Linked DNA regions of Mus musculus: all the other regions are linked to region 1. A link is a loop called in an ENCODE intact Hi-C map of the cell type or tissue named here. Cell type or tissue: heart. All regions are shown on one strand.

Evidence for each region. Peaks named below come from ENCODE experiments on the same cell type or tissue, not always from the same donor. Only the 100,000 strongest peaks of a DNase experiment are listed, where the experiment ranks them.
Region 2: a loop joins it to region 1, with 4 times the contacts of the local background. A loop is called at or near these places in 5 of 42 quality-filtered maps.
Region 3: a loop joins it to region 1, with 6 times the contacts of the local background. A loop is called at or near these places in 10 of 42 quality-filtered maps.

The regions. Positions count from the first base shown.
Region 1 is chr1:135,697,199-135,705,198 of GRCm38, forward strand. No RefSeq gene overlaps it. Among named protein-coding and RNA genes, the nearest start is that of Gm32835, 13 kb to the left of the region's middle. In heart, CTCF peaks have their summits at 430 (motif pointing right), 3,627 (motif pointing left) and 7,302 (motif pointing right); DNase peaks (open chromatin) are centred at 1,373, 1,923, 2,333 and 3,613; H3K4me3 peaks cover 1,417 bases; H3K27ac peaks cover 1,491 bases.
Region 2 is chr1:135,168,630-135,176,629 of GRCm38, forward strand. No RefSeq gene overlaps it. Among named protein-coding and RNA genes, the nearest start is that of Gpr37l1, 4.9 kb to the left of the region's middle. In heart, CTCF peaks have their summits at 2,791 (motif pointing left) and 3,503 (motif pointing right); DNase peaks (open chromatin) are centred at 1,202 and 3,642; H3K27ac peaks cover 298 bases; H3K27me3 peaks cover 3,742 bases.
Region 3 is chr1:135,540,113-135,548,112 of GRCm38, forward strand. The region is part of intron 1 of Nav1 (neuron navigator 1); the gene reads right to left. Among named protein-coding and RNA genes, the nearest start is that of Gm32940, 32 kb to the left of the region's middle. In heart, CTCF peaks have their summits at 368 (motif pointing left) and 4,839; DNase peaks (open chromatin) are centred at 369, 2,909, 3,389 and 4,899; H3K27ac peaks cover 2,534 bases.

The DNA of each region.
Region 1 (8,000 bases):
GGGAAACAGGCGTTTGAATTTGCCAGATACAGTGTGGCCCAATGGGTGATACAAGCTTTGAAGTCAATTAAGGGGGCAATAAAGCCTCACTGTCACTACTGTCACCACATCCTAAGTATTTAATGTAACCTCAGTTGTTGACTACTGAGCAGAAATGACCCTGACAGCACCCCTGTGGCAGGTTTCCAAGGAGGATGATGTGAGGTGATATTGGTGAAGCCAGTGCCTGGCTTTGACTGAGAATGTCCAAGGCTCCCCAACATCAAGCCGCCATTCACTGTATATGTGAGTGGGAGGTGTATGTGTAGGCATGTGGGTGTATGTTCATGTGATGCACATAGAAGTCAGAGGTCAACCTTGAACGCTGCTCCTCGGGGGGACACCAGCCTTGTCTTCTGAGACATGGGCATTCATTGGGACTTAGGGCTCACCACTAGGTGGCTGGCCAGTAAGTTCCAGGGATGTGTCTGTCACTGCCTCTTTAGCACTGGTATTACAAGATCAGGCCACCTGGGTGTGCCGTGTCACACATGTGGAGGGCAGAGGACAGCTTTACAGAATTGAGTCTTTCTTTCCACAGTGGTGTTTGAGGCATTGAACTTGGGTTGTCAGGTTTGGTGGTTAGTGCCTCTCTCCAGTGAACCATCTCACCAGTCTGCACCTGGAGTTTTATGTGTGTGCTGGGGGATGAGCTCACACCCCCATGCTTCTGCAGCATAGGTTTTATTTACTAGTCAAACCAGCCCCAAAGAGCCAGGCTGCTAAAGCAGTGTTTCTCAACCTGTGGGTCGCGACCCCCATACCAACCCTCTATCTCAAAAAAATATTTACATTAGGGTTCATAACGATCACAGAATTACAGTTATGAAGTAGTAACAAAAATAATTTTATGTTTTGGGGCTCACCACAACATGAGGAACTGTTAAAGGGTCGCAGCCTTAGGAAGGTTGAGAACCACTGTAAAAACCCTCCACACTTCTGGCTTCCTGGAAGAGCCTGGATTCTGAGCTCCACCCTGAAAAGTTCTGGGCTCCATTGGCCAGAAAGGGAAATTGGCTGCAGTCCAGGGGCTGGGGTGCTACCCAGAGAAGAAGATCTCTTCCCCCATTCCTATGCTGTAGACCAATGAAACTGCAAGGGCCGAGGTGGCCGCTGTGGCATTTCCAGGGTAAAAGGGCTCTGTCAAAGCTGATCTGAGTCTCTCCAACCTTCACTCGTGCCTTTTCAGGCACTCCCCCGAAATCCGAGGTGTGCTTTGGTGACTGATGGGCCAAGCTGTGACTGCCGCCTTCTTGTTAGTACAGATGTGCTTTGCAGCAGCTGTGACGGAAAGCCACACCTGTTGTCTAGATCAGCTGCTGTAACTCTACTCCTAGGAAAGCAGGCTAGTGAGAGGCCTCTTCCAAGTCCCCCTTTTCAAAGGCATGTGGAAAAGCCGGCATCTGCCCGTCACAGCAGCAGGGGAGCCTGCTTGGAAGGTCGTGGGGCCCTGGGAATCCCAGTCACTAACTGGAGTCTTCCAATTCAGCTTTACCCCAGCTGTACGCGAGCCAGAGCCCCTTCCTCGCTCCCCCATCACGTCGGAGTGGGGAAAACTGAGAAGCAGGAAGATGGCAGGGAGTCCTGCTGCTTCCAAGGAACCAGATGTTTCTAGGATCTCTGATTTCCCTGGGGACCTTCATATTTAACAAGGTGGCCTGAGCTGGAAGGATTCGGCACAAATTAGCGAACTGCAAAATGGACTGGGGACGTGAAAAAAAAAAAAAAAAAGACACCAGGGCTACGGATGAATCGGGAAGCTGAGCAGAGCTTGCTTTTCCCGGGCATCAGTCACGGAGACGCTGGCCATAGAGATCTGACACTACTACGAGAGAATTTGTTCCACTGAGCAGCGTTGGGTGTGACGGAGTTGGCGTTAGTGAGACCGGAACACCAGTCATTCCCAGAGCCTGGGGAGGCATGAGTCCCTCGCTGACATCCTGGGTACTGGGTAGAATCCAGAACCCCCAGGTCTTTGAGAAAATCTCAGCAAGATAAATCCAGGCTACACACTCTCTGTCACCTAGACCCACAAAGTAAGGCGCACGTGCCAATACACATTAAAAACCTGGCGGTGAAAAGCAGATGGTAAGCTGGCATTGCTGATGTCTGCGGTATACGCTCACATCCACATCAGCGCTTTTAATGACCACACGTCACTTCACGTTCAGGGGAGGAATCTCGGCCGGCATATTAGAATGGTGCCAAGGCCTCAGCAGGACAGCACCCTCTAATCCCCCAGCAGCCCTGGCAGCGCCCGGAAGAGATGGCGCATGTGGCAGGCAGCGCCCCGCCAGATGTAGGACACTGCTGACCCCTGCTGGTGTGGGCGCGTCTGCGGAGGAGAGCCCTAGGGAGAATTCAGACTGGAAAAAACTCGCAATCCGTCTGGGAGGGGTAGGAAGAAATACCCCAGCTCAGAATCTCCCCATCTGGAGATCCTTTGAAGAGACAAAGCAGACTTTAGAATAAAACCCAGACTGGATTTTCTGAGGGGAGTGCGACAAACTAGCGAACGAGTCCTCCCTCCAGCTTCTGTGGCCTGGAAAACCCTGGGGCCAGTTCTCTTGACGCTAAATTAGGAACCGGAACCGGGTGGTGGTGGTGCATGCCTTTAATCCCAGCACGTGGGAGACAGAGGCAGGGGGATTTCTGAGTTCGAGACCAGCCTGGTTTACAGAGTGAGTTCCAGGACAGAGAAGAAGCCCTATCTCAAAAAAAAAAAAAAAAAAAAAAAAAAAGGAAGGAAGGAAGGAAGAAAAGAAGAAAGAAAAATAAAAACTAAATTGGGAAACTTGGCAACACCCACTGCCAAATGCAATCATCAGGGAGACAAAAATAAAAGGGGGTGGAGGCGGGAGAAGGGAGAAAGACAACTTTCTCAAGTAGCTCAATAGTTTTCAGCCAGAATCATTATCTCTTTGCCTCCCCACCTCTTTCCAGAGTAGTTTCCTTATTTCAGCACAGAGACTTTGTATTTCAGCTTGATTTCTGGTGCTGTGACATTTTACCTTCCTTTCTGTGAGAGATGTTGCTATCATGGTATCTGGGTGCCTCCTGCTAAGAAACCTGGCATCTAGAGTATTTGCATCCGGTCTGAACTTTTTTTTCTTTTTCTTTTTTCTTTTTTTTTAAAGATTTATTTATTTATTTATTATATGTAAGTACACTGCAGCTGTCCTCAGACGCACCAGAAGAGGCATCAGATCTCATCACGGGTGGTTGTGAGCCACCATGTGGTTGCTGGGATTTGAACTTCGGACCTTCGGAAGAGCAGTCGGGTGCTCTTACCCACTGAGCCATCTCACCAGCCCTGAACTTTTTTTTCAAACTCATTTTACAAACAGGCAAAACACAGAACCCAACTATCCCAGGATCTCTACTGAAATAATCACAGGGACCCAAGGGGCAATTAGGGCCCTGCCAGTTCCAACAAACGCAGTCCAGAGGCCCCAGGCAGACGCAAAAGCCACCCATTGCTAAGTCTCTTTCTCTACCCAGAACTGGGTTAACAAGAACCTGCGTTCACCCCTACTGAACACTAAACACCATTGAGGGTGTATACGCAGTCCTCTACGCTGCCACCGTGTGGCCTCCTCTGGGTACTGCACTGAATTCACTCCTATCAAGGAACTGTGGCTTCTCACAACAGCCTCTAACCTGCTTGTTCCACTTCTCACCTCCTTATCATTCTCTCTTTTGTGTTATGCTGAGCATGGAACCCAAGGCCTCGAACATAAGTGCACACTCTACCATCAAACTACATCACTAGCCTCCAGTTCTCAATTTGACATCTGCAGCATTTGATGTTTGGTACGCACTTACGCTTACTTGTATAAAATTATTATGAAACATTTTAGATATATAAGATGTATAAAAAATAATACAACAAGGAATTGTTCCGGTAGTACCCTTTAGAGAATTGGACAGCAGATGTGTGTGTGTGTGTGTGTGTGTGTGTGTGTGTGTGTGTGTGTGTGTGTGGACAGACAGGTAGACAGACACAGAAAGAGGAATAGGCACATGTGCTAGTCGCTGGCCAATGCCATGTTCTCCAGGATGGGCCAGCAAGCTGAGGTCAGAGAAAGCCGGCAGTTAAAACACCAGCAGACTCAGTTTAGGTGCAAAGGCTAGGAATGCTGGTGTTCCATTTAGAAGGAAGGCAGGCAAGAGGAGTTCTTCCTGAGTGAGGAGGAACTCCACCTTCAGCTCAGCCTAGAGCATCTGATTGGACAGGCTCCCTCCTGTTAGGGAAGACTGTGTTTTATTCATTCTTCTGATTTCAATGTTAATCTTATCTCAAAACACCACAGCAGAAAGCTCCAAGATAACGTTTGACCAATTATCTGGACACCCCATGGCTCAGACAAGCTGGCGCTTTATAAATTTAACCATTATAACTGTATTGTGGAGTTTAGGAAATAAAACATTACAGATATAGTTTATGCCCCTCTTCCATTGCCTTTCTTTCTCTACCCACGAGTAAACACCATTTTGAGTTTGCTGTTCATCTTTGCCACACACAATTATAATTTTACCCTACCCTATGCTGCACATTTTAAATGATAAATTCCACAGCTTTCCTTCCTGGATCAATATTATACTGTAAGGTTCATCTGCATTGATGCATGTAAGTTTAGCTTATTAATTGCTACTGTTTTTAATATTGCATTGTTCTATAATTCATCTGTTTTATTGTATAGGGTTTTTTGTTATTTTAAATGGTTTCTATGGAAATTTTGATTTTTGTTTCTGGAGATTTGTCTTAGTTAGGGTTTTACTGCTGTGAAGACACCATGACCAAGGCAACTCTTATAAAGGACAACATTTAATTGGGGCTGGCTTACAGATTGAGAGATTCAGTCCCTTTTTATGAAGGTGGGAGCATAGTAGCATCCAGGCAGGCACAGTATAGGAGGAGCTGAGAGTTCTATATCTTCATCCGAAGGCAACTAGAAGACTGATTTCCAGGCAGCGAGGATGAGGGTCTTAAAGCCCACACCCACAGGGACACACTTCCTCCAACAAAGACACACCTCCAATTAGTGCCACTCCCTGAGCCAGGCATATTCAAACCACCACAAGAGTGACCCAAAGTTTAAACCTGGGACCTTGCCCATGCTCAGCATGCACTCTACCATCAACCTACAGCCCAGTCCTTAGCAATTCTTGCTTGCTTCGTGTGGTGCACATTCACATTCTTGACTAGTCTACTGGGAAGTGAAATTAATAGCCTTGAGTCTGGACACTTTTCACACCACTGCATCGTTGCCAACACTTGCTTGGTTACCACCCCCTTTTCATATCCACGTTGTTATGGGACCACATAACATCAGGTTTCTTAACTATGTTAGCACAGTTGACAATCGCTCGTAAGGCCATTCTTCAATAGGATCGCCTTCTACCTCTCTTAATCTTTTCCCAGTTCTGCCCTTGACTCCTTTCCCTTTGATTTGAAGAATTACATATTGTGACCAGTTACCCTTCTTTCAAGTAGACACTTTCTGCTCAGTTTTTTCCAAATTAGTGGCTTCTGTCTCTTACCACCATAATGGTTTCTAGTGAGGTATAATATATATAATTCACCCGTTTTAAGTGTGTAATTTAATGATTTTTAGAAATCAGTTTAAAGAGTTGTGTAACTGTTGCCACAGTCCAGTTTTAGAACATTTCCAACACCACAAAGCAATTCCTCCCACCCACATGCAACCAACTGCAGTTCCCACCCCTAGCCACAGACAGCCACAGATGTGCTTTCTGTCTCATAAATTTGCTTTTCTAGACATTTTATATAAACGAAATGACATGATATGAGGCCTTTTGCCTCTGTCTCTTTTCAGTTTGAAAAATGTTTTGTAAGGTTTGTTCTGGCTGAAGTTGAGCTGGTTGCTTTTCTTTACTGGAGAGTAGTGCTCCCTCAGTTGTGCTCCCTCACACGAACAGGGAACATCCCATTTGTTTGCCAGTCGGGGGAGTATCTGGCTGATGGTATATCTCTCAAGGAACGAATCTCAAGCTAGATGTGGTGGCACACACTTGCAACCCAGGACTCAAGAAGCGTATGCAGGGCTGGAGAGATGGCTTAGTGGTTAAGAGCACCGACTGCTCTTAAGAAGGTCCCGAGTTCAAATCCCAGCAACCACATGGTGGCTCACAACCATCCGTAATGAGATCTGACGCCCTCTTCTTGTGCACCTGAAGACAGCTACAGTGTACTTACATATAATAATAAATAAATCTTAAAAAAAAAGAAGCGTATGCAAGAGGATTGCCATAAGTTTGAGGTCAGCCTGGGCTGCATAGCAAGATCCTGTCTTAAAAACAAAACAAACATAAAATAATAAAGAAAAAATACAAGAGAGAGAGATGGGGGGGGAGACAAGAGGCTACAAATAATCACATAAGATGTATGTGGTATAAACATTTCATTTTTAAAAAGATTTCTTTTATTTTACAATCACCAAAACTTCATTCAACCCCCAGCTGGATAAATAAAAGAAAATCACACAACATATTATAGTACAATTGCTGGAAACCAAAGACAAAGAAAAGTCTTACAAAGAGCTATCAGGAAAAAAAATTAAAGCACATTACATACAGGAGACCAAATGGGAACTGAAAATGAGGGCTGGTGGGCGGGCTGGGGGGCTGGCTGGCTGGCTGGCTTGATTTCTCTTGCTTAAATTTTGAAGCAGGTTCTTGTTATATAGTTCCTCAGCCTTGTAAGAGCTTACAGGGCTACACTCCCATTCCCAGAATCGACACAATGACTTCCTTCTAAATAGCATTAGCACAATTTCCCCTTTTCCATATTTTTCATGGCTTTAGATATAAAGTTCACTTATTACAGATAGTAGCAAATAATTGAGTATTACTTAAAACTCCAGTCAGGTACACATAGTACTGTACTCAGTACTGTACTCAGTACTTAGGATTCCAAGCCAGGCTTCAAAAAAACGGCAGTCTGCATTAAACAACCTGTCTTTAAAAGGAAGTGTTTAGGAGGATGGAGAGATAACTTAGCAGTCAAGAGCACTTGCTGTTCTTGCAAAGGACCTGGGTTTGGCTCCTAGCACCCAAAGGCAACTCAAAACTGCCTGTAACTCCACTTCTAGAGGATCTGATGTTTGTTTTTTTTTTCTGGTCACCATGGGCACCAGGCATGCATGTGGCACACACATATACAAAATATAAATATTTTAAAAGTAGATTTATTTACTTGTTATGTGTACAGCATTCTGCCTGCATGTATTCCTATAGGCCAGAAGAGGGCGCTGGATCTCATTACAAATTGTTATGAGCAACCATGCGGTTGGTGGGAATTGAACTCAGTACCTCTGGAAGATCAGACAGCACTCTTAACCTCTGAGCCATCTCTCCAGCCCACAAAATGTACATCTTAAAAACATAAGACAAGTTTCAATGAAGTCTATAATGTTTGCATTTACTATGGACGATTAATAGGGTTAGGATTGAGCCTGTCTCCCTGCTCTCTGTTTTCTGTGTGTCTCCTCTGTTCCCTTTACCTGTTCTCTGTTGTCTGCTTTTACACTGAGTATATATATTTACATATTATATTTACATATTATATACATATAATATGTAAATGAAGAAAATACCTAATTAAAATTTTGTTTAATCCAATATATATATATACATTTCAAATGCTATCCCAAAAGTCCCCCATACCTTCTCTGCTCCCCTACCCACCCACTCCCACTTCTTGGCCCTGGCGTTCCCCTGTACTGAGGCATATAAAGTTTGCAAGACCAAGGGGCCTCTCTTCCCAGTGATGGCTGAATAGGCCATCTTCTGCTACATATGCAGCTAGAGACATGAGCTCTGGGGGTACTGGTTAGTTCATATTGTTGTACTTTTATATATCTTTTACTGACCTGTTAGCAGAAATCTCTTGCAATGTTTGTTTTTTAACCTTGGTGACTGCTTTAAATTCTGCATGT
Region 2 (8,000 bases), 530 kb before region 1:
AGTTCAAACATGGAGTTGACTCCATAGCCTTTGAACTCAATGCTGGTCTCAGCAGGCAAGAGCCCATTCCTTGCCTTCTAGCCACACAGACTCCCAAAGGAAAGCAGCTACAAGGAAAAATTCCAAACACGACACTCTAGGATGGCGGCATATCTTAGTGGGAGTCCTCGCCTAGCATGTTTGAGGCCCTGGGTTTTGTCTCCAGCACTGGAACTACATGAAAACAAAACCAATAATAATAATAATAATAATAATATGAAATTAAAATTATGAAAGTGTGGTCAAGAGAAAGGAAATAGAGATGTAAATCAATGATTACACCTTGGCCTGGCAGATGCAGTGAAAGGCGGGGTCAAGGTACAGGGCAGAGTCCGAGGATCCTGGGGCTGTCTGGAAGGCTGGAAGTTCTCTGAAGCAAAACGACTTTGGAGTGAAGCCTTAAAGGCTCCTAAGAGATGGACAGAAAGATGCTCCAGGCAGAAGATACAGCACACAAATGGCAGGGTCCTGAAAGTGGGTGGTGTTCCTGCCAGACAGCAATAATTCACAGGAGGATGGGATGCTAGGGAAATGGAGAGCAGGGCAATGGGGTTGGGGCAAGAATCACCAGATAAAGGAGCAAGAAGGCTTTTGTATGCTAGACCAAGGAGTTCAGACACTGTGGTGCGCACCTTTAATCCCAGCACTTAGGAAGCAGAGGCAGGCAGATCTCTGAGTTCAACTCTGGTCTACAGAGAGAATTCCAGGATAGCCACTGCCACACAGAGAAACCCTGACTCTAAAACAAAACAAAAAGATGTTATCCCAGAGGCAAGGGAGAATATTACACACTGTCACAAAGAAGAGCATTGACTTGACCAGGTAACTTTCAAGGGGGCCAGGATGGGCAGCAGATTCCCAACAGCACAAGCAGGTATTGTTTCCAGGAGAGCCTGCAACACTGAGGGGTTCACTGCAGGGAGTGTGGGAGGTATCAAGGCTGAGGGAACGGACTCTGCCCGTCCATTTCTGCAGGACAGACCTTCTGGATACCAGTGGAAATCTATGCCGGAGCACTGGGATGTTGATTTCTGCAGCTAAGGAGAACGGCCAAAGCAAACAGGACACAGGGCTGACTGGGAGCTATTTACACAGTCCACTGGCAAGCATTAACTGACCACTGCTACCAAGACTTTCAATCTGAAAGCAGCTTTCCCAGAAGACTTCCTGACCAGGAAACTTGCCACCCTACCCAGTAGGTCCCGACATGCTGTGTAAAACTAGGGGTTCCAGGAGAAAAAGAGTAGGAGGAGGAGGAGACAAAGAGAAAGATAGGAGAGTCTGTCCTCTGCTGAGGAGTCTTGGGGAGCTGCCAGAGCTCTGTCTGAAGTCTGGCATGCCAGCCAGCAGCCCAGCTTCATCACCACCACGACCCAGATTATGTCATCAGGAAAAGGACACTTGGACCCCACAGGAATCCTGTGTCTTCGGGAAACTTAAGAGAAGCGCTAAGGCCCCGCCCCGAGCACCACATGCTCTTCCGTGCTCAGAACCAGCCAGGCTCTTCTAATCCTCCCGGAGAACTGCTCCAGGAACCTGCCCCAGAACCACTCTGGTCTTTTTGTCTTTCCCATGACCTTAAACGGCTGCGCTGCGACTAAAATCCTCCACCTTCTTTCTGCCTTATGCTGCCTTATGCTGTAGCTAGTTGGGTGAAGGGGAGTCATCGTTATTTGTACTAAGCATTCCCCAAGTACCAGGCTCTGTCCTAAACACTCATGATTACCAGGTAGCCTTTACTTCATTACACGGGCTCAGAGAGATAAAGAAACCAGCTCAAGGACACTCAGCTAGGAAATGACCCAGACATCCGAAAGAAAGGTTTGACTCACAACCCTAAACCCCTCCCCTGCTCCTTTGTAGCTTGCAGGGCTGTAACAGCAAAGAGCTCAGAGATGATCTACGCCAGCCCTTTTACTTCTCAGACGTGGAAACGGAAGACCTGCGAGGCCAAGTCCCACGGCAACAGACTCGGGCAGCCACATCTATACTGTGCGATCCTAGCTTGCTTCACAGGCAGGTGCTGGAACCCAGATCGGTGGTTCTCAACCTGTGGGTCACGGCCCCTTTGGGGTTGAACGATCGTTTCACAGAGGTTACCTATGACCATTGGCAAACACAGGTGATCACACCATGATTCATAACCGCAGCAAAATTTGTTACAAAGTAGCGATGGGCCGGGCATGGTGGCGCATGCCTTTAATCCCGGCACTCCGGAGGCAGAGGCAGGTGGATTTCTGAGTTCGAGGCCAGCCTGGTCTACAAAGTGAGGTCCAGGACAGCCAGGGCTATACAGAGAAACCCTGTCTCGAGAAACCAAAAAAAAAAAAAAAAAAGTAGCGATGGGATAATTTTATGGCTGGGGGAGGGGGGGCCACCACAGTGAGGAACTATATTAAAGGGTCTTGGCACTAGGAAGTTGAGAACCGCTGGGCTAGATCTTAGCACAGGGCTGATGGAAGCCAGAGTTAGGCCTCTGCTTTTCTTTCATATTCACACATATTTTTCATTCATTCTATATTCTAGCCCATCCTGCTTCACATTGTGCTTGCATATGCTAGACACTCCGTGTAGTTTGAGCTGGAAGACGACTCAGTGGGTAAGAGAGCTAAGAATGTGAGTTCCAGGGGCTGGTGAGATGCCGCAGTGGTTAAGAGCACTGACTGCTCTGACTGCTTTTCCGGAGGTCATGAGTTCAAGTCCCAGCAACCACATGGTGGCTCACAACCATCTGTGATGGGATCTGATGCCCTCTTCTGGCCTGTAGGTGTACATGCAGACAGGACGCTGTATACATAATAAATAAATACATTTTTTTTAAAAAATGAGTTCCAATCGATGGCACTTGTCTTGCAAAGGACTTGGGTTCAATTCCCAGAACCCACATAATGGCTGAGGAATGACATACATGCGTGCAAGTATTCACACACACAAAGTAAAGAAATATTTTTTTTTAATTGGGGGCTGGAGAAATGGCTCTGGTTAAGAGCACTGACTGCTCTTTCGAAGTTCCTGAGTTCAAATCCCAGCAACCACATGGTGGTTCACAACCATCTGTAATGACATCTGACACCCCCCCCCTTCCTGGTGTGTCTGAAGACAGATACAGTGACTTACATAAAAATAATAAATAAATCTTTTTTTTAAAAATGTGGCTCCATATACCCATAACTCCAGTGCCACGGGGCAGAGATAGAAAGATGTCTGTAGCTCTCTGGAGCCAGGCTAGCCTCTGGTTTACTGACAGTCCTTATCTCAAAGGAATAAGGCAGAGTGATGGAGCATGACACCCCATGTCTCCCTCTGAGTTTGTGTACACAGGCGCACACATTCATGAATGCACACACACACACACACACACACACACACACACACACTTCTTCAAATGCCTAAAAGGACATGCAATCTCCTTGCTGATTTCCAGTAAGACAGCTGAAATGCCAGAGGCCACTAGGTGGAACCAAATAATCAGAGTTGGAGACTAAGACAGCTCTCAAGCCTTGGTCCTCTCCTGTCCCCGGCCTTAGCTAGCCCACAGTACCCAAGTCCAGCCCACAGTTCTTGTGAGCTGCCTGCAGATCTGATCCAAACACAGATGGTGGTGGTACTGTGTGCTCACGGCTACCCAACACCTCCAGAGGGGCCACCTACCTGCAAAGTGCTCTCCACCCTCGGCTGCTTCTGGAAGCTTCCGGACCAGGCCGGAGGAGCACTTGCTTGGAGAACCCCAGAAAGGCACTGAAGGTGCAGAGCTGTAACAGCAAAGAGCTCAGAGATGATCTACGCCAGCCCTCTTACTTGGCTTACCTTAGCTCCTGCGTAATCTCCCCTTGACTCTCCATGATCCCAGGAATTCCCCGAGCTTCCACCTGGGAGTTTCCCCCACTGGTAGCTAAAGACTACATGCAACATGCTATGTAGGTGGGAGGGAGAGACTACATGCAACATGCTATGTAGGTGGGAGGGAGAGACTACATGCAACATGCTATGTAGGTGGGAGGGAGAGAGGGAAACAGAGACCGGGGCTCTCCCTGGCAATGAAGTAGGTGAGGACTCCTCACCAAAGAAAATAATACAAGCCCATATTTCACTGAGCAAATGCCACCTTGTACACGACTCGCAGCTGCTCAGTAGCTCAAGTGCTTAACCCTGCTTCGGCTCCTCACCCATAGCATGGGGCAGCAACAGGCTCCTGAGAAGTGGGAAGATCAAATCGGTGTGAATACTGGGGGTAATGTGGACTCACTTAAAAAAAAAAGATTTATTTATTTTATGTGTATGAGTTTTCACCTGCATGCATATATGTGTGCATATACACCTACATACATAATGTATGTGTGTGTGTGTGTGTGTATGTGTGTGTGCATGTGCACCATGTGCCACAGATCCCTTGGAACTGAAGTTATAGAATGAGCTGCCATGTGGGTACTGGGAATTGAACCCAGGTCCTCTAGAGGAGCAGCCAGTGCTCTTAACCTCTGAGCCATCTCTCCAGCCCATATGACTCACTAGCCACTAGCAAGAGAAAATTCACATCTTCCCTTGTGAGAGAGAGTGCTAGCTATGATTTTTCTTTAACAGGGCCAGAAATCAAAGCAGAAAGGCGGGAGACAGCTAAAATCGAGTATGACAGATTCTAACAGGGACATCCTGTTTCGAGAAGCCAAATAAACTAAAAAATAAAGAGCTAAAAGTTGCATATGTAGTTCATTTTACAAACATTTGTTGAGCACCTACTGTGTGTTGGGCTTTGCCCTGGCTGATCAGAGCCAGGGTGAGGCGCAGAGGAAGCCCTGGTGAAATTCACCTTTGAGCTGTGTGTGAGAGTGCGCGCCAGAACCAGGAGGATCAGCGCAAGTCTGAAGCAGCCTGGACTGTGTAGCAAATTTCCAGGCAGCCAAAGTACATCTAGGGACTAACATAAAGAGGGAGGTTGGAGAGATGGCTCAGTGGTTAAGGATGCTTGTTTTCTGTTCAGAGGACCTGAACAGATCAATGTTTAGTTCCCTGTACCTACTTCCGGTGACTAATGACAATCTGTAACTCCAGCTCCAGGGGCTCTAGCACCCTTTTCTGGCCTTTAAGGGCTCTGCACCCAGATGCACAAGCACAAATTCACATATAGACACACAAATAATTAAAAAAATAATAAATAAGTTTTCAAAATAAAAAGAGGGAACATGAGAATTGGGGTTCACCTTATTGTGAAGGATACGGCCACTAAAAAGCTGAATCTGCAAAACAGCCTAAAGGGTGGTGAAAGGCATGGAGGGAAAGGACAGGGACCCGAAAGCCCATGGGACCGCCTCACCCTTCACTTAATCGTTGGCGAGAAGTAGAGGTGCCTGGCTCTGAAGTCTCACAAGATGCTGTGACAGTAAGATGTGGTCACTGTGTGGCCTTTTATATATAAATGAAAAGGTTCGGCGCTGGGTTATGGCTTAGAGGGAAAGTAATTAGCCTGGAATGAACAATGTCCTGGCTTCCATCCCTAGCTTGCCAAAAATAAATAAATTAATTAATTAAAAAACAAAATCAAGCCGGGCATGGTGGCGCACGCCTTTAATCCCAGCACTCGGGAGGCAGAGGCAAGTGGATTTCTGAGTTCGAGGCTGGCCTGGTCTACAGAGTGAGTTCCAGGACAGCCAGGGCTATACAGAGAAACCCTGTCTCAAAAAACTAACTAACTAACTAACTAACTAACTAACTAACTAACTAACTAAATAACTAAATAACTAAATAACTAAATAACTAAATAAATAAATTCAAAATAGGGTAAATTTGGGATGGTTGTTTCTATTTTGGGGTGGAGTTTGTTTTTGTTTTTTGATGTAGATTTTCACTATGTAGCCTTGGCTGACCTGGAACTCGCTACGTAGACCAGGCTGACCTTAAACTTAGACATCTACTACCTCAGCGTCCCGTGCACTGGGATCAAAGGTGTGCACCACCATTCCTGGCAGAATTAAATAACACTTTAAATGGTAAGCCTTCTGTGATGATAACAGCTGGTACTTATCAACGTACAAGGGAGGGACAGAAACACCTGGCCATTTGCATGCAATATACATTTCCACGCCTCAGACTGCCCCAAGGGTGGGACCAGAGAGGGAACCAGGGGACTCTGATGTTCTGATTTAAACTGGGGTTCAAAATACACTCGTTAAATTTTCTTTTTATATTCAAACAGAAGGTCTCCTGTGCACAGCCCTAAGTAGGGCACGAAGGGAGGTACACTGGTCCTAGAAGAACCCAGACAATGGAGTTACCAAACATCTGGTGAACGTGATCCATGTCTTCCTATCTGGGTCCTCAGTGCCTGGCATTCAGGTAGATACTTAAAATGTTTAAGAGGACACATAAGGCAGCGTATCAGATAAAGGTGCTTGCCTCTAAGCCCAACAACCTGAGTTTCATTCCTGGGACCTACTTGGTAGAAGGAGAAAATCAATTCTTACCCATTGTCGGCTGATCGACACACTCACCGATGCACATGTGCCTATGTACACACACGTGCCTATATATGCAAAACATGTACACAGATTAATAAAATGCAACTAGAAGTATTTCTCAAAGCAAGTATGTATTGGGGGACTGGGATGTTGCTCAAACCATAGTGTTTGCCTAGGATGCTTGTTGCCTTCTAGCCTCAACTTTGTTAAAAAAAAAAAAAAAAAACTGTAACCAGGTGTGGTAATCCCAGCAGCTGGGAGACAGAGTCGAAGGTCAAAGGTCGCTCTCAGCCTCAGAGCATGTTAGAGACCAGCCTTAAAGACATGAAACTGGGTTTCCTTGGTGTTTTACTTTATTTATGTGTGTGTGTGCCTGCTTATCTGTATGTACAGCACATGTCTGCTCAAATAGGCTAGAAGTCAGCATTAGCTCCCTGGGAGCTGGAGTTTAAGCCATTGTAGCCACTTGACCTGCGTGCTAGAAACCAGACCTGGGTTCTTTGCAAGAGAAACAAAACAGGGTCTAATTTTGGAGAGCAAGTTGACCTGCAACTCACAAAGATTCACCTGCCTCTGCCTCCCAAGTGCTGCAGCTAAAGGCATGTGCTATTACACCCAGCCAGCAAATGCTTTTAAAGGCTGGGCCATCTCTCCAGCCCTGAAACTGTCTTTAAAAATCTCTAAAGGAGCTGGAGAGGTGGTACCCACATGGCTGCTCACAATTATCTGTAACTCCAGTTCAAGGGGATGCAACCCACATGTGTCATATAGACACATGTGATGGTGGAAAGGTTAGGGGGCTGGAGAGATGGCTCAGCGGGTAAGAGCACTGACTGTTCTTCCAGAGGTCTTGAGTTCAAATCCCAGCAACCACATGCTGGCTCACAACCACTGGTAATGAGATCTGATGCCCTCTTCTGGTGTGTCTGAAGACAGCTACAGTGTACTTAGATATAATAATAAATAAATCTTTAAAAAAAAAGGTTAAAAACATTTTAAAAGTAAAACTAAAAATATAAAACAAAAGTTTATTGAATGTGCATCATGTACCAGACACATGGCTACTTTTGCTGGCTAGGGTTTTTTATTGTTTTTTTTTTTTTTTAATTACTTTGACACAAGCCATGATCATCAGGGAAGAAGGAACCTCAACTGAGAAAATGCTTCCATCTCATTGACTTGTAGGCAAGACTGCGGATTGTTGTTGTTGTTGTTGTTTTTGGGTTTGTTTTTTGTTGTTGTTGTTGGTGATGGTGTTTTGGGTTTTTTGGTTTCTTTTGATGGGTGGTTGATGTGGGAGGACCCAGCCCTGTGGGCAATGCCACCTCTGAGCAGGTAGCCCCAGATGTTATAAAAAGACAAGCTGAGCAGGCCATGGGAGCAAGCTGGTCAGTTCTGTTTCAGTTCCCACCTCTAGGTCCCTGCTTGAGTTCCAGCCCTGAGTCCCCTCAGCGACGGACTGTGATGTGGAACTGTAAGTTAAACCAAACCTTTCCTCCCCACATTGCT
Region 3 (8,000 bases), 160 kb before region 1:
CTCTCCCCAACCTCCTCAAAGACCTCTACCCCAACCCCTACATTTTTCCATATCAACAGAGTAGAGTAGTGTACACACACACACACACACACACACACACACACACACACACACACACACACCAGGACGACTCTTCAAAAACCAAAAATACCAAGGTTCTGGAAATGGCTTGGCCCAGTCCTGCGTATCATAGAGGTGGGAGGCCAAGGTGCAGGAGCACAGCCATCTAGGGATGGCAGAGAGACTAAGAGTGATCTGCAGACCCCAGGGTAGGCTTAGAGAGGCAAGAAGGCTTGATTTAACGGGAATGGCCGGATCTGTTCAGTGCCCTGGCTGGGATTCTCCAGAAGCGGCTACACCCTAAAGCTCCATGGGTGCCTCAGCAGTGGCCCCTAGTGGCCAGATACAGTATGACACCTTACATTTCCACAGCTGGGTCTGCTCTGTGTGTGTGTGTGTGTGTGTGTGTGTGTGTGTGTGTGTGGTATGTATGTGTGTGTGGGTGATAGTTATACTTCTGATCTCCAAGTAAATTTTCCATGCTTAGCCTTTATTAAGTTATATTTTCCAAAGAACTCACCCTACCCCTTACCCTCGCCCCTCTGTGCCCTGTTCTACCCCAGCATCCAGCCTCTCTCTCACTGTCTGCAGTGAGAATGAAGATCTGGGAAGGGATGGAGCCATTCAAAGCACTAGCGATTTGTGATGACATTAACATTACCTAAAACATTATTCTCCTGGTTATGTCCCGATGTCTTGGAGGCTGCCTCTCCGTGTCTCGGTCAACCCTGTGGTCTCAGGATGTGGTCTGGGAGGAAAATGCTGAGGTCTGTCAAAGACGGAGGAGTCTCTTCCTACTGTTCAGGATGTTTCCAACCTATGTGAGACCTCTGTGCACGTTACAGCTAAGCTTTTGCAGAGCACATCATGGCTCCCAGGATATGTGTGTGTGTGTGTGTGTGTGTGTGTGTGTGTGTGTGTATCATGTGTGTCTGAGGAGTCTCACTACAGATCATCAGTCAAATACACTTGACACACAGGTGCATGCACACAGTAATGCCGGAGCCCCATGTTTGCCCCATGTGAGGCAGGACGCTAAACATATGACTTTGTGGTATTTCATTTGATTCGTTATATTTGTCTGGATTCCAACTCCCCTATTCTTTCCATTATAATACCTTGCCTCAGAATATGCACATCTCACCAAGGTGTGTCCATACAGTCTTCTACAATCCTGCAGATACACACATGGAGTGGTTTGGGCGGTTCTACCTCCCATTGTGAGACAGGAAGGTGACTAAGACATTCATGAGGAAAAGAGGCAGTCTGCATCTGAGAAGGAAAGGTCCAGGGTGTGTGTGTGTGTGTGTGTGTGTGTGTGTGTGTGTGTGTGTGTATGTGATGTGAACAGATTCCTTCTACCTGCCCGGCATCAGACAAGGGGAACAGGCCTCCCAAGAATGCTAAGACAAGGTTTCCTGCTAAGCTAAAGAGCTGGACACCGGGGAGAAACGGACTTTCACTGTGGTGTCAAGAACATAGATCTTAGGCCGGTAGCTGTGGCTCACTAATTTAATCTGAGCATTCGAGAGGCAGAGGCCAGCAGAACTCTGAGTTTGGGGTCAGTCTGGTCTACAGAGTGAGTTTCAGGACAGCCAGGGCTACACAGAGAAACCCTGTCTCAAACTGACAAGCAAACAACAAAAACAACACAGTTTTTAGTATCAAGAAGAAAACCCAAAGATGGCCTAGTCGGCCATCACTGCAAAGAGAGGCCCATTGGACTTGCAAACTTTATATGCCCCAGTACAGGGGAACGCCAGGGCCAAAAAGGGGCAGTGGGTGGGTAGGGGAGTGGAGGGGGTGGGTATGGGGGACTTTTGGTATAGCATTGGAAATGAAAATGAGCTAAATACCTAATAAAAAATGGAAAAAAAAAAGAAAAAAAGAAAACCCACCATCTAGGTCCACCCACTGCCTCTCCGCAGCCGGGCTGGCCCTGAACAGGTTACTTCATCTTGCTACCGGTTTGCTTTCTGCTAAATAGAGAGTGGAATGACCTCACTGCAGCGAGGCTTAAGGGCCTAGCTCACTATCACACTTAGTGTAGAGCCTGGCACACAGCAAACTGCCTGGACAGACAGCTGGGATCGACCTGGCAGAAGGCAGAAGTGGGCAGACAGCGAGGCTGAAGCGCCCCACACTCGGCCACCAACCAACAGGTGGGAGCCTGTTTTCTTTTGCTGAGGCCTTAACACCTGGACCTAGTAGCATCTGAGGTATACTCAGCAAACCTCGCTGCTGCACCAGCAAGCCTGACTAGCTGCTTTTCTCAGGGCTAGTCCTGCCTGTGGGATGCACTTAGCTATAGGGACTTGCTTGAACCAGAAGGCTAAGCTGTAAGATCATACTGGACAGTGAACCTCCAGTTCAGGGTAAAAGCCCCAACAGATTCAGGCAAGTTCTAGAAGGAGGAGGCTCAGGGGGATCCATCACCCAGTAGTCAGGTTTCCCCACGATCTGTGAGGTTTTAATTATTAGCCAGCAATTAAGTAAACTGCAATAACTTTTGACTATTGAAGCTTTAATTACCTTCACCAATGTTTCAGAACCCATAAGCCATGTAGCTCAGGGGAGGGTAACTGAAAACTAGCTTGGAGCTGCACCTTCCCTCTACAAAGGCTTTTACTGTGAATGGTTGGGTGAGGCACAGGCCCCCAGGAGGGACGGAAGTGAGCCAAGAGAGGGCTTGAAAGCATTTGCCACCCTCTCACATTAAGGACGGGAAATGACCTCTCCTCTGAGCCCACAGAGGGGACTCAGGGCTGCCGTGACTCCTGGCGTGGGCTCTTTTTCTCACTGTCCAGTGCTGTGGGCTGAGACGCTCAGCTGTATCTACAGAAGAGGTAAGTCACAGCCAGAATTAACCACAGGGGATGGTCTGGGCCTTGATCCATGTAGAAATCCAGGCCAGCCTAAACGACCTGGAAACAGGAAGCACTGGGCCTCTCCATGTCTGTTTCTCTCTCACACACACATATCAACAACTCTTCAGAGGAAGAAAATTCCCTAACCCTATTTGATCCCCAGTACAGGAGTCTGATCTTTAAATTCTGGAAATCTATCACAATTTTGGCTGAAAACAAACAAACAAACAAACCCCAAAAAACAAGATTCCAGCCCTAGCCAGAAGGCCACTTTGTCCCAGGACTCACTGCAACAATGGAAAGACACTGGGGAGTTGCACACACAGCTGCCAGGACCTGTTGAGCAGTACTTTGTGTTTCAGTGGGTCAGATGTCTCTGGGAATTGGAATCTTTTTCTCCCCTCTCCTCCACTCAAAGACACAAATCTACCCACTCCGGCAAGAGCAGGCCAGGCTGGCCACCCCCAGGTTCATCCCAGGGTGCCCAGAGGCTCAGGGTTAAGCTCGGCAGTTCTGTGGGATCTGCACCAGTCACCTTGGACTGGATTCATCCCCACCCCCTGTAAACGCTGACTCGGGCACAGTAGCCGGGAAAGCTAACAATTGACAAGTGACCTGTGACACGGATCTCCCCTGCTCGAGGATAGAGCCCAGAACCTTGTCTGAGGGGCAACTCCACCCTCTTTCCTCACCCCTTCCCAAATCATCTGCTGACCTCAGAGGTCCTAGAAGGGGGCAGGGTGGGTGGGCCTCCATGCCAGAGACACCCACTGTCGCGGAGAAGGCAGGCAGGCAGGAAACTATTTATTCTGTTCCTAATCTCGTCATTTCTCTCTTCCTCCCACTTAAGTCACAATACAGGAGGCAGCTGACACGGAACCCCGCAGTGCAGCAAACCCTGTGCACCCCTGCTCCCCAAAGGAGCTCCCAGGCTTTTCCTCTTTACCTTAGAGAACCCTGAACCTACTCAGTCAAGGGGCTGCCTGGAGTTCTCCTGATGGGTGAAACATCACGAGGCACCAGACAGAGCCAGGACAAAAAAAAAAAAAAAAAAAAAAAAAAAAAAAAGCAAACGCACTGGCTATATGGGGCCATTAGACAAAAACTAGAGCTACAAACAAACTTGGGCCTAAATAAGAGAAGGATGTATATAGGCAGCTACAGCCTGGAATTTTCCAGGCAGGGGTCTCCCCAGTTCATGTGCAGTTTTGATTTTCTTTTCTTTTTCGTTTTTTTTCTTTTTCCTTTTAAAGATTTATTTATTTATTATATGTAAGTACACTGTAGCTGTCTTGAGATGCGCCAGAAGAGGGCATCAGATCTCATTACAGGTGGTTGTGATCCACCATGTGGTTGCTGGGATTTGAACTCAGGACCTTGGGAAGAGCAGTCAGTGCTCTTAACCTCTGAGCCATCTCTCCAGCCCCACCCCCCCAGTTTTGATTTTCATTGAGGTAAAAGTCCCAAGGGAACACCATCAACCGGCTGTGGAACTTGGGTAAATGACTTCTCCCCGGGCCCCAGTTTCCTGATCTGTAAGTAAGGGAGCGGTGTAGTTGACTAAGCTCTGCCAGTGTGGTCCTGTGACTTTGTGCTAGGCTGAGGTCTGTATAATGCTCAACCCGAGAGTTTTTGGTTTAGCCGGCTGGAGGTGGCTCCGGAAAAATCTGCTGCGTTGCCAGCTCCAAAATCAGGTGCTGTGACCAGAGGGTTGTCCTACTTTGCATTTGTGTAAACGTTGCGAGAACAGGAGACCCGACAAAGCACCAGAGCTCAACACCCCCACATCCCCACTCAAAGTGATGGAGAAACACTGCTGGCACAAGTCAGCTCTCTGCTCTCTTTCCGGAAACACAGCCACCAAAATCTTGCCAGGTCTTTGGGACTTGTTGCAGAGAACAACCACACGGGGGTGCTATGGGTCCTTAGCCGCCTGCAGCCTCCCTTTGCATTGATGCCGCAATGCTGTAAGAAGGGCAGCTGTCTAGCTCTCAGGGCTTGGGAGAAGTTGCCCAAAGGCCTCTCCCTCTGAATTCTGCTTAGGATTGCTTCTTTCCAGGCGCTGCACTCCTGGGGCAGACATTCTTCGTAACCCCCAGTCCCCACCCTGGCTAGGTTAGCACATTTGGAGAAGAGCCCAGAGTTTGCAGCATTGATTTTGCTACACCATCTACCCAGGTGCATGCCCTGTTCCTAGTGGACCACTTTAAGAGCAGGGCCTGGCTTACCCAGTAGGCTCTGGAGACCCACAGACTCCCCTGGCAAGCTCATATTCAGAGCCAAAGTTTGAGAGAGAATCCAGCTTGCCTTTCAAAACAATGAGCAACCTGGAGACCTGTGTGGGGTCCGAGTCTGTTCTCTGGAGGTCTCATTTCTGCTCTTTTGCAGTGTGCTTGGGCGGGTGGCTTTCTGGAAGAGGAAGGAGGACAGACTCCTTCCATTATGACCCCCATCAGGATCCTTTTGGGAAGAGAGGAGGTCTCTGCAGTGAGCTGAAGGCAGAAAGCTCGCTGCAATGGTGTGCAGCTCAGCTTCACTCTGCAGCCTTTGGCAAAGAACTTGGGGAGTAAGCTTACAGGACCAGGGGACAGCTACTTCTCAATGGCTCACACTTGGGGAAGGCTTTGCTAGATCCAGGACAATTAGACCAGAAGAGGACCCTGTTTGGAATAACTGTTGTAAGGTCAGTTTGCCTGTCTGTCTGTCCTTCCTTCCCTCCCTCTCTCCGTCTCTCTTTGTTTTGTTTGTTTGTTTGTTTTTGAGACTGGATTTCTCTGTGCAGCCCGGGCTGTCCTAGAACCTACTGGGCAGACCAGGCTGGCCTCCAACTCAGAGATCCACCTGCCTCTACCTTCTGAGTGCTGGGATTAAAGGCCTGTGCTGCAGCTGCTGCCACCACCACCTGGCTAGGTCTATTTTTTTCTATTACAATTCTAAAAAAATTCCTCCCACCCCTTTTCCTTTGAACACCAGGTAACAGGGTAAGAGAGGATTCTGAAGATTTGACACTAGACTGGGCTTGTGAGCAGGTCTCCGGCAGAGGAGACAGTCTGCCTGTCTCAGACACTGGGGCAGGTCGCTGCTAAGGGCAAGCATGGGATCTCCTGCCCGGTGAACCTCAAGGTTTACCTTTACTGGAAATGCTTCCTATTTTAACAATGCCCAGAGCCTTCCTGTGACACCCTGCGCTGAAGATGATGAGGTCTCTTGTGCAGCAGCTTCTGGGAACAGGGAATGGTTGTTATAGCAACAGTTTACACAGCAGAGAGCCATCTGCAGGGAGTCAGAAGAAGAGGAGAGGGGCTGGGATCAGGCATGCAGAGCACTGGAAGAGGCCTGGGGGATTTCTGGCTGTGACCCCAGTAATCCTAGGTGGTGGCGAACTCTTCTGTCTCTGATACCAGGTACTGTCCTAGAGGCTTTATGGATATGAACCCTGTTTGGTTGCAGGACACGCCTGGGCCAGTCTATTTATTACCCCCGATTTCATAGCTGAGAAAACCAGAGTTCATGGCAGCTGAGACTGCTGCCCAGGATGACACAGCAGCACATGGCAAAGCCAAAATGTGAAAGCAGATGGTCTAGCCTCGTCCAATCCTGGCACCACGAGCTAGAGAGGGTGAGATATGCAGACGAGGCTCAATCACACGCCATAAAGTCCACTTTTTAAAATATATGATTCCATGGCTTCCAGCATGTCTGTACATCATCACTCATGTAATTTTATCACCCCCAGTGTATGGCCTGTACACTAAGCACACACCTGCCATCCTCTCCTTCCTCTAACTCTGGCAAATGCTAGTCTGCCTTCTGACTCTGTAGGTCCACCTACTCAGGATCCTTCACACAAACAGAATCACACACCTTTGTGGTTTCTGTCACTCTGCACTGCCTTCCAAGTTGGTCTACGCTGTAGTATGTTTCACCCCTCTGTTCCTTTTCATGGCTGAATAATATTCTACGGTGTGGATAATATTTGCTTATCTAGCCATCATTTGATGGACATTGGCTTCATCTTTATTTTTTGCCCAGTATGAATAATGCTGCCATGAAAGTCACATATGTGTTGACGTCTGCTTCTCTTTCTCTTGAGTGTATGCTTAGGCGTATACGTGTTATATTCCTAATGTGCTTAGGATCATGTGGTAGTTGTGTGTTTAACACTTTGAGGAACGGCTACACTGTCATCTAAGGTGTCTGTATGCTGTCTCTTTCTGGCTTCTGCCCAGCCTCAGCAACACTTGCTACTGTCTATCACACCTTGGCCAGCCCAGTGTGCCAGGCTATCTCACCATAGATCCAATATGTGTTTTTTGTTTTGTTTTGTTTTTTTCTGATTTAAGAATGTTGAACACCTTTTATATTTGAGCTAGCTAAGGTGTAATTCCCTCAACGGCATTAGCCACACTTTCAAGTTCTCGACAGTGACCTTGCCACGTTGGCTACATAACCATTGCAGCCTAGCCACAAAGCATTCCTGGAAGTGCTAGGCACTGTGTGACATGTCAGAGTCCGTTGGAATGAGGCTGTGTAATGCCACCAGCTCTTTCTCCAGAAGTCTCACACACCCCCTGCCCTGAGCCTCCCTTCATTCCTCCAGAATCAGCCCCCTGGGTGGGATTACATCGTGTGTCCCAGCTTTTGCACACAATCCAGTCCATTATACGGGTGCGCCCATCTTCAGGTTCTCAGGGTTCTCACACTGGGAGCCAAAGTGGGTCAGACATAAACTTGCCAAGAGCATGACTAGATCTAGTGGCAATCAGGAGCAGAAGCTAAAACCTAGCTAAATATGTGGCTGCCTTTCATGTAGCTCCACCCCCAGGACGGGGCCTTTCTCCCTCAGACCTGTTCCTATAAGATGCCACCCTTCCTCCCAGAACCTGTCAGTGGCAATGACTCTGTCAAGATGGCAAAGCTGTGGCCCTCAGACCAGGCCTGACAATGGAGGGTGTAGGACTGATTTTAAAGATTCTGAGGGAGAAAGCTGAGGGTAAAATTTGGGCTTTGTAGGGTTGCCCCAGAAAAAGGGGATGCCCCCAGCCATGGAAGCTATTCACCCCTCCAGCTCCC